3 separate regions of the Homo sapiens genome follow, and all the other regions are linked to region 1. A link is a contact called in ENCODE Hi-C or POLR2A ChIA-PET data. All regions are on one chromosome and are shown on one strand. The core of a region is the stretch at or near the end of the contact, and the rest is flanking DNA. Distances in the headings are between cores, read along the strand shown.

What was found. A loop is a pair of places that touch in the nucleus more often than their neighbours do. ChIA-PET counts read pairs that join two places held with the same protein, here RNA polymerase II (POLR2A).
Region 2: a loop to region 1 is called in a map of vagina, with 6 times the contacts of the local background. The contact joins the promoter of MACROD1 here to the promoter of POLR2G in region 1. A Hi-C loop is called at or near these places in 1 of 168 maps with a recorded cell type or tissue (vagina). POLR2A ChIA-PET finds 5 or more read pairs at or near these places in 2 of 52 experiments (WTC11 and activated CD4-positive, alpha-beta T cell).
Region 3: a map of posterior vena cava shows a loop between it and region 1 (8-fold over the local background). The contact joins the promoter of LRRC10B here to the promoter of POLR2G in region 1. A Hi-C loop is called at or near these places in 1 of 168 maps with a recorded cell type or tissue (posterior vena cava). POLR2A ChIA-PET finds 5 or more read pairs at or near these places in 1 of 52 experiments (PC-9).

Annotation. Positions count from the first base shown.
Region 1 is chr11:62,760,168-62,762,829 of GRCh38, reverse strand. POLR2G (RNA polymerase II subunit G) reads right to left here and starts at 1,250. Exons shown (of 8, transcript NM_002696.3): 1 at 1,170-1,250; 2 at 926-1,035. The coding sequence starts at 1,181. RefSeq lists an enhancer at 1,042-1,241.
Region 2 is chr11:64,164,814-64,167,475 of GRCh38, reverse strand. It overlaps MACROD1 (mono-ADP ribosylhydrolase 1), which reads left to right and starts at 1,363. Exons shown (of 11, transcript NM_014067.4): 1 at 1,363-1,779. The coding sequence starts at 1,482. It overlaps LOC105369339 (a long non-coding RNA gene), which reads right to left and starts at 1,238. Exons shown (of 3, transcript XR_950187.3): 1 at 887-1,238. RefSeq lists silencers at 977-1,236, 1,497-1,576, 1,707-1,806 and an enhancer at 1,344-1,844.
Region 3 is chr11:61,507,361-61,510,022 of GRCh38, reverse strand. LRRC10B (leucine rich repeat containing 10B) reads right to left here and starts at 1,274. Exons shown (of 1, transcript NM_001145077.2): 1 at 1-1,274. The coding sequence starts at 1,024. The coding sequence ends at 146. It overlaps MIR4488 (microRNA 4488), which reads right to left and starts at 1,427; the gene lies at 1,366-1,427.

The DNA of each region.
Region 1 (2,662 bases), core at 1-2,500:
CCAAGAGCCTCTAAAGACATCTGCAATAAAAGTCGCTGAGCTCTTGGGGGTAGGGTCGGGGAGAGCAAAAGGACAAGTAGATAGCACCTCTGCTCCCAGAGAGCTTAATGACCAAAAGAAGACAGAACAGAGATCAGTATGTGTAAGACCAAATGCTGTTCTGGTAATTTCACAATAAATGTCCAAGAAGGCTGGAGTCCTTGAGGCAACAGATCTCAATCTTCGGGATGCCTGAGAATCATCTTCTTAAAATGCAGATTCTCAGGTCTGCCCCAGACAGTCTTGATTCTGTAGGGAATAAGGAGGCTCAGGAATCTGCATGTTCCTGCAGGTTTTTCTGATGCTGGAGGCCCAAGTACTCCACTGCCCTGAGCTGGGTCCCAGCTCATTAATATCAGAGAGGCCCCTCTGTGCAAAGCCCAGAGATGGTCAAATCCCAGGCTACTTCCTTCCTCCCCCAAACTCTCGATCTGCTTTTTCTGGTCATTCATTCAGAAGATATATAGAGGCCCATGGTGTGTGGTCCCTGGGCACAGGGGATAAGAGAAAACCAGCAGAATGACAGAGGGAGAGCAGACACAGGAACAATGATTACACTGTGAGCTCCACAGGGGCTGTCCTCATTCTATCTTGTTCCCATTCTACCTTGTTCTGAGCCCAACACGGGTCCTGGCACACACCAAGGGTTTTTAAAATGTTTGAGGAGTCAATGAATGACCCATCTCAGCTGAGAGAAGGAAGTCTTATTGTCCAGCATTGCAGAGGGCGCCCTGGGAACCCAAAGCAGGAAGCAACTGGCTGCCTGAGAGAGGAGAGGGGTCCCCAGAGTGGGTGGCAGGACGAGTAGGAGTTGGGGAGGGGTTGCAGGTATAGCGCCCCGTGTGCGCATCGAACGATCTGGCGGTGCGGTGAGCTCGACACTCACTTCCCTGTGCAGGTCCCCTCCACCTCGGTGAAGAGCTTCTGCTTCACCGTGTTGAGCAAGTTGGGGCCGAAGTAGCGCGGGTGCAGCAGGATTTCGTGCTCTAGGGAGATCTGCGGAGAAAAGTGGGATGGCGACCAGGCCAGGCGCTGGCAGGTTATTGGACGACAAGGGGAGTCTCGCGCCGGCGCCTGGCCTTGCTCTTCCTTTCCACCCAGCCCTTGCCGCCACCCTGAGCCCTGCTCACATGGTAGAACATCTTCCCAGACCAGGTAGGCAGGCAGAGTCCACACCTCCGACAGTCCCTGGGAATCCACCGGAAACACTTAGACGCCGCAACCCCAGTTCCGCGCTTGCTGCGACTAGGAGGGCGGAACACCACCTCCTCCGCGAGGGCGGAACTCCACCAGCTCCGCGGGTCTGATTGGGCCTCGCCGTCGTGGGCGAGAACCACTAAGCCCCGCCCCTCACCCCCGCCCCCCAGCCATCAAACGACAACTTTTTTTTTTGAGGCGGAGTCTCCCTCTGTTGCCCAGGCTGGAGTGCAGTGGCGCGATCTCGGCTCACTGCAACCTCCGCCTCCCGGGTTCAAGCGATTCTCCTGCCTCATCCTCCCGAGTAGCTGGGATTAAAGGCATGTGCCACCACACCTGACTAATTTTGTATTTTTAGTAGAGATGGGGTTTCTCCATGTTGGTCAGGCTGGTCTCAAACTCCCAACCTCAGGTGATCCACCCACCTCGGCCTCCCAAAGTGTTGGGATTACAGGAGTGAGCCACCGCGCCCGGTCGGCAACTATCTGAATTGCTTGAACCTGGGAGGCGGCCCGAGATCTTGCCACTGAACTCCAGCCTGGGCAACAAGAGCGAAACTCCATCTCAACAGATAGATAGATAGATAGATAGATAGATAGATAGATAGATAGATAGATAGATAATAGATAGATAGATAGATAGATAGATAGATTGATAAATGCTACCACTTACTGCTTTCTTCCTAGATGCCTGGGCAACAAGAGCGAAACTCCATCTCAATAAATAAAATAAATAAATAAATAAATGCTATCACTTACTACTTTCTTCCTAGATGCCAGACACTGTGCTAAGCGCTTGATATAATTCTCTCCCTTAATTCTCATAATAATCTACAGAAATTGGTGTAGAAATAAAAAAAAAATGTTTACGAGCCTTAGCCAAAAGGCCAAGAAGCTACAGAAAATAATGAAATTTAGGCCGGGCGCTGTGGTTTACGCCTGTAATACCAGCACTTTGAGAGGCCGAGGCGGGCAGATCATGAGGTCAGGAGATTGAGACCATCCTGGCTAACATGGCGAAACCCCGTCTCTACTAAAAATACAAAAAATTGGCCGGGCGTGGTGGCAGGCGTCTGTAGTCCCAGCTACTCAGGAGGCTGAGGCAGGAGAATCGCTTGAACCCGGGAGGCGGAGGGTGCAGTGAGTTGAGATCGCGCCACTGCACTCCAGCCTGGCGACAAAGCAAGACGGAGTCTCAAAAAAAAAAAAAAATTTAAGAGCTATTGGAAGCCCAAAAAACACTTTAAGCCTCGAGAGAGATATGACTGCGAGTCACATATAGTTTACAACTTCTGTTCTCAGATTATAGATTAACTCTTTTTTTTTTTTTTTTTTTTTTTGAGACGGAGTCTTGCTGTGTCGCCCAGGCTGAAGTGTAGGAAATCCATGACTATTTCATCCTCTGTTAAAAAATGTTACATGCGCCG
Region 2 (2,662 bases), core at 114-2,613, 1.4 Mb before region 1:
TTGAACCCTTGGGCTCAAGTGTTTGCCTGCCTCAGCCTCTGGAGTAGCTGGGACTAGAGGTGAGTGTCTACCACCATACCAGGGTAATTTTTTTGTGTGGGGGCGGGTAGAGATGAGGGGGTCTCACTATATTGCCCAGGCTGGTCTTGAACTCCTGGCCTCTAATAATCCTCTTGCCTCAGCCTCCCAAAGTGCTGGGATTACAGGTGTGAGCACTTATTCATTATTCATTATTACATTCATTATATTATTATAATGGCCCGGCCTGTATTCATTATATTTATCATAAAGTAATATTAATAGTACATAAAAATATATAAAAGTACTTAAAAATCCATCCTCGTGTTTTTTGTTTTGTTTTCTTTGAGACAGAGTCTCGTTCTGTCACCCAGGCTGGAGTGCAATGGCACGATCTCGGCTCACCGCAACCTCCGCCTTCCGGGTTCAAGTGATTCTCCTGCCTCAGCCTCCCGAGTAGCTGTAATTAACAGGCATGCACCACCACGCCTGCATAATTTTTGTATTTTTAGTAGAGACGGGGTTTCGCCATGTTGGCCAGGCAGGCCTCGAACTCCTGACCTCGTGATCCACCCAACTCGGCCTACCAAAGTGCTGGGATTACAGGCGTGAGCCACCGCGCCCGGCCGGTTTTTGTTTAAAAAAGAAAAGAAAAAAAAAAAAAAACACACAGACACACACAAAAACATCACCCCAATCCTTCCACCCTTGAACGCCACTTGAAGCCTAAGTTTCCTGCCTCCAAATTCCACTATTTCCACCCTCGACTCTCCTCCCCAGCTGTCCTAGATTCTGCTCCAGCTGAGCCTTGGCCCCGGGGCTGTTAGAAGGCAGAGGCTCTGGGGAGAAGTCCCCAAACCGGATTTACCCGTTCGTCGCACCTGTCCCTAGGAGGGCAGGCTGGGGTGTGGAGGCGGTGCCCTGCTGACCCGCGGGGAGAGAAGCCCGGGTCTCCCAGGCTGCAAAACGCTCGGCACTGCGGAAGCCGCGCCAGGCTCTCCCAGCTCGATACGCAGCGGCCGGCGCGCCTGCTCCGCCGCGGGGCCGAGCGGCAGAGGGGCCCGGGGCTGCGTGGAAGGCCCGGGGGCTTCAGCCCGTGCCGGGGAAGCCGACGCTCAGCCAACCAGAAAGTTAGAGGCGGCCGAGGTCTCGCGGAGGGGAGGCGCCTGGCGGCCACGGGAGAAGTCGAAGGGCTCAGGCGGGGCTCCATCCGCGACACTGGGAGCCCGGGCGGGCGCGCACGTGTGTATACGAGTGCGTGGGCCCATCCGGCGGCCCGGACTACAAGTTCCAGGGTGCCCAGCGGCGCTCCCGGGTTTTCTGGCCGCGCCTCCCGCTGGCTCCGAGCAGGTCGCCGCTGGCTGGCAGTCGCCACCCGGTCCCAGAGTAAATAAGGGAGAGACACTCCCGAGCGCCGTAAATAGAGTCCAAGTGGGCGGAGAGCCGTCCCGCGCCGCCCGCTCATGTCTCTACAGAGCCGACTGTCCGGCCGCCTGGCACAGCTGCGCGCGGCGGGGCAGCTGCTCGTCCCCCCGCGCCCCCGGCCCGGACACTTGGCGGGTGCCACGAGGACCCGCAGCAGCACGTGCGGTCCCCCGGCGTTCCTGGGCGTGTTCGGCCGCCGTGCGCGGACCTCGGCGGGAGTTGGGGCGTGGGGGGCGGCGGCGGTGGGGCGGACAGCCGGGGTGCGCACTTGGGCCCCCCTGGCCATGGCGGCGAAGGTGGACCTGAGCACCTCCACCGACTGGAAGGAGGCGAAATGTAAGTGTAAGCACGAGGGGGCGCGAGGGAGAGGGCGGCCTCACGTGGAGCTTCCCGGCTGGGCGGCCCCCAACGAGCGAGCAGCCCCTTCCACCCGAGAGACCTGGGGAAGTTGAGGCCCCATCTGCCCTGGAACGGACCCCTCCTCCCCATTGACAGCCCCCCCCGCCCCCGCGCGTGTTCCCAGCCCCACAGAACAATTCACTCCAGACCAGGTCCAAGTGTCCACGCAGGGGGCAGCGTGAGGAAGGCGGCCTTCCTTACCCCATTGGAATGGGTCACAGGGCACCCCAGAGATTGTGCAGGACCTACCAACTTCCTTCCCTGTGCAGGAGGGAAACTGAGGCCGAGTGCCACAGCTGGCTTCCCCAAGGTCACTCGGAGCTGGTGGCAAAGTGGAGGTTATGATCCCGGACTCTCCAAACTTTGCACAGTGTGGTTCTTAAGTGTTCGGGAATGGGGCTGAGGGAACAGCTCCGGGGCTGGCGTCCCACCTGGTGGGGCACGTAACCTCACAGAGTGACCTTCCTGGGCTGGCCTGTCCTGCCTCCACCCCACCCCAAGCCCGCACTCTGATGCCTTCCTGGGCACGTGGTCTGGCGCCCTTTTCCCCTTCTCGCTGGCCTCTGGCCACTTGTGAGCAGTTTGCTCATGCCAGGAACAGAGGTTAGAGGAGCAGGGCAGAGGTGGGGTCTTGTCCCTGTGACAACTGATGACACCCTTCAAGAATCACACCACTTCCTCTTGCTCCTGGAGGGGGCATGAGTCTGGGGCCTGGGGAGAGAGAGAACCCAAGCTGCCGCTACTGAGCCCCAAATAGCCCTGCCGGGCACCCAGCTGCCCCTGCCTTTCAGGGCCTGCCTCCTGGGATCCTGTGACTCTT
Region 3 (2,662 bases), core at 25-2,524, 1.3 Mb after region 1:
GCCCTGCCTGTGCCCGGCAACTCGCCAAAAGTAGCCGTTCCATTGACCTAAGTAGGGACCCACCAGTCCCGCAGGCCTAACCAGCCAAAGCTTCCTAGAGCCCCTCCTCTCAGAGTGGCTGAAGCCCATCAGCCAGAACATAGGCTCAGGTGCCCAGTCCTGGAGCGGCTTCCAGGGCGCGGAAGCTGCCCCCGGGGGCGCCCAGAGCCCGGGAACCAGCGCCGCCTATGAGCAGGTCTTCCTCCTCCTCATCCTCAAAGGCCCGCGCTGGGCGCCGGGGCGGAGGCCGGGGCGTGGGCTCGTCGCGCTCCGCCATGCGCTCGACGGCGCCCTCGCCCACGAGGAACACGGTGTCCGCGACGCGCGGGGGCCCGGTGACGGGGTTGTGGTCGTAGGAGAAGACGCGCAGCGCGCGCAGCGGGTGCAGGTCGGGGAAGCCGCCCAGGCGGTTGCGGTCGAGGTCGAGGATGTGCAGGCGGCCCATGCGCAGCAGCGCGGGCGGGAACTCCTCGAAGCGGTTGCCGTAGAGCCAGAGGCCGCGCAAGCCCGTCATGCGCGGCAGCTCGGCCGGCAGCGCGCGCAGCCGGTTGTCGCCCATCTGGAGCGACTGCAGCGCCACCAGGCGCAGCAGCGGCCGCGGGAAGCGCCGCAAGAAGTTGCCCTCGATCCAGAGGCAGCGCAGGCTCTGCAACTGCGCGAAGTCGGCGGGCAGCGCCAGCAGCCGGTTGCCGCCCAGATAGAGGCGCGTGAGGCGCGGCAGGCGGCACAGGCCGTCAGGCAGTCGCTCGAGCTTGTTGAAGTCCAGCGCCAGGATGCGCAGCTCGCGCAGCTCCTCGATCTCCTCCGGCAGCTCGCGCAGCCCCGTGCCGCTCACATACAGCTTCTGCAGGCGGCTCAGCGCGCACACTGCGCTGGGCAGCCGCCGCAACCGCCGCCCGCTCAGCTCCAGCTGCTGGTCGCCGCTGCGCAGCTGCTCCTCTGCGTCCGACGGCAGCTCATCCGGCGTGGACTCGGCGATGCCCATGGTCACGGGCCCCGGCCGGGGCCGCCGCCACTGCCACCGCCAGGCATCGCCCCGCCCCGGCCGCCCCCCAGCCGCCCCGACGGTGCCGGAGCCGCGCCGGCCCCCGGGCCCCCCGCCCCGGCCTTCCCCCGCGCCGGGAGGGGGGCCGTGCGGGGCCGGGAGGAGGCACCCACTTGGGGCACCGCCGCCGCGCGCCGCGCTCCACCGCCCGCCCTCGGGCCTCCCCCGTTGCCTCCGCCGGAGGCCGACTGGCTAGGGTTCGCGCTGACTCGCAGCTTAGCGACCCGTCGCCCTGGCAACCCCGACGCGCGTGCGGCTGCCAATGAGGCGGAGGGAGGGCGGGGCGGGGCGGGGCCAAGGCGCCACCCTAGTGGGGTCCCAGCGCCGGAGCCCGCCCCCTACCTGCCCATCCAGCCCACCGCGGAGCAAGCACAAGCCGAGAGATTCCCCGCCCCGGCCAAGCCTGGCACTGAGACCCGACGCCCGACGCTGTTTGGTGTGCGGTTGTGTGCGCCCCAGAGCCGCGGGTCCAAGAAGGCGAAGGAAACGCTGGCGGTGGATCAAAGACTCTGGACTAGAGGCTCACAAGGAGGGGCTGAGGGGCGCGGTCACTGCGAGCCATTCACGTCCAGCGGCGTGCGGCCGGCCTACCTGCTGGGATCACTTCAGTGTAGTAACTCGAAACAGTGTTACTGTCCGGCCCTTTTCACATCTGCTGGTTTTACCGGGCCCCAGGGCTTGGCTCCGCCCCGCCTAATTGCCCTACAGCTTCCTCATTGCTACACTCACACCCCTCTCTCCTGCCAGGATCCCTCCACCGACGCTCAAAGTCTGTGTGTGGCTGCGGTGGACAGAGGACTGGGACACGTGAACGCCTTTGAGCCACCAATCATGGCCACTCTCATTCCATGACTCTTCTTCCTTCGCCTGCTACCACCAGCAGCAGTTCCCCCCTGCCTTCTCCCCCCACCTCCCATCCGGAGCCCTCCTGCGGGAGCTCCTGGCAGAAAAGCACTGGCTGTCACTGGCTTCGAGCCCACGTGTGCCCAGCACTATGCTGAAAGCATTGCGTTGAGTCCTTGGCACAGCCTATGAGGTAGACACCCTCATCACCCCGATTTTAAAGATGGAGAAACTGAGGGTCAAAGAGACATGACTTGAGCTGGGTCAGTCTGAGCTGAGTGAAGTGCCCAAGGTCACCCAGCTGATGAGCAGCTGGATTCGAAGCCAGGTAGTGTGACTCCAGAGCCTGTGTTCCTAACCATAAACCATACCGATAGATGGAAACAAGGTTCACTCCACCTCCAGCAATGAATTTTCTCACAACAGAGCCTCTGATTCTCTGGACAAAGCTACAAAGACAGCACTATAATCCCACATGAAAGATGAGAGAAGTGGCCTCGCGGGGATTAGGCACCCTGCTTACGGTCACACAATGCATAGAGGTTGCAGCCCGGGAGCCAAATTTTCGGGCTCCAAGCCTCCTGCCTCCTGCCTTCTCTTGAACCCGGCTGGTGTGACCCATGTAACTGGCTGAGTGGACTGACTTCAGGAGAGCACGCTGCCCTTTGGCCCACCCCCATTGCCATCCCCACTGCAGGGGAAGGGGGATGGAAGACAGCCCAAGGGCAGAGAGCA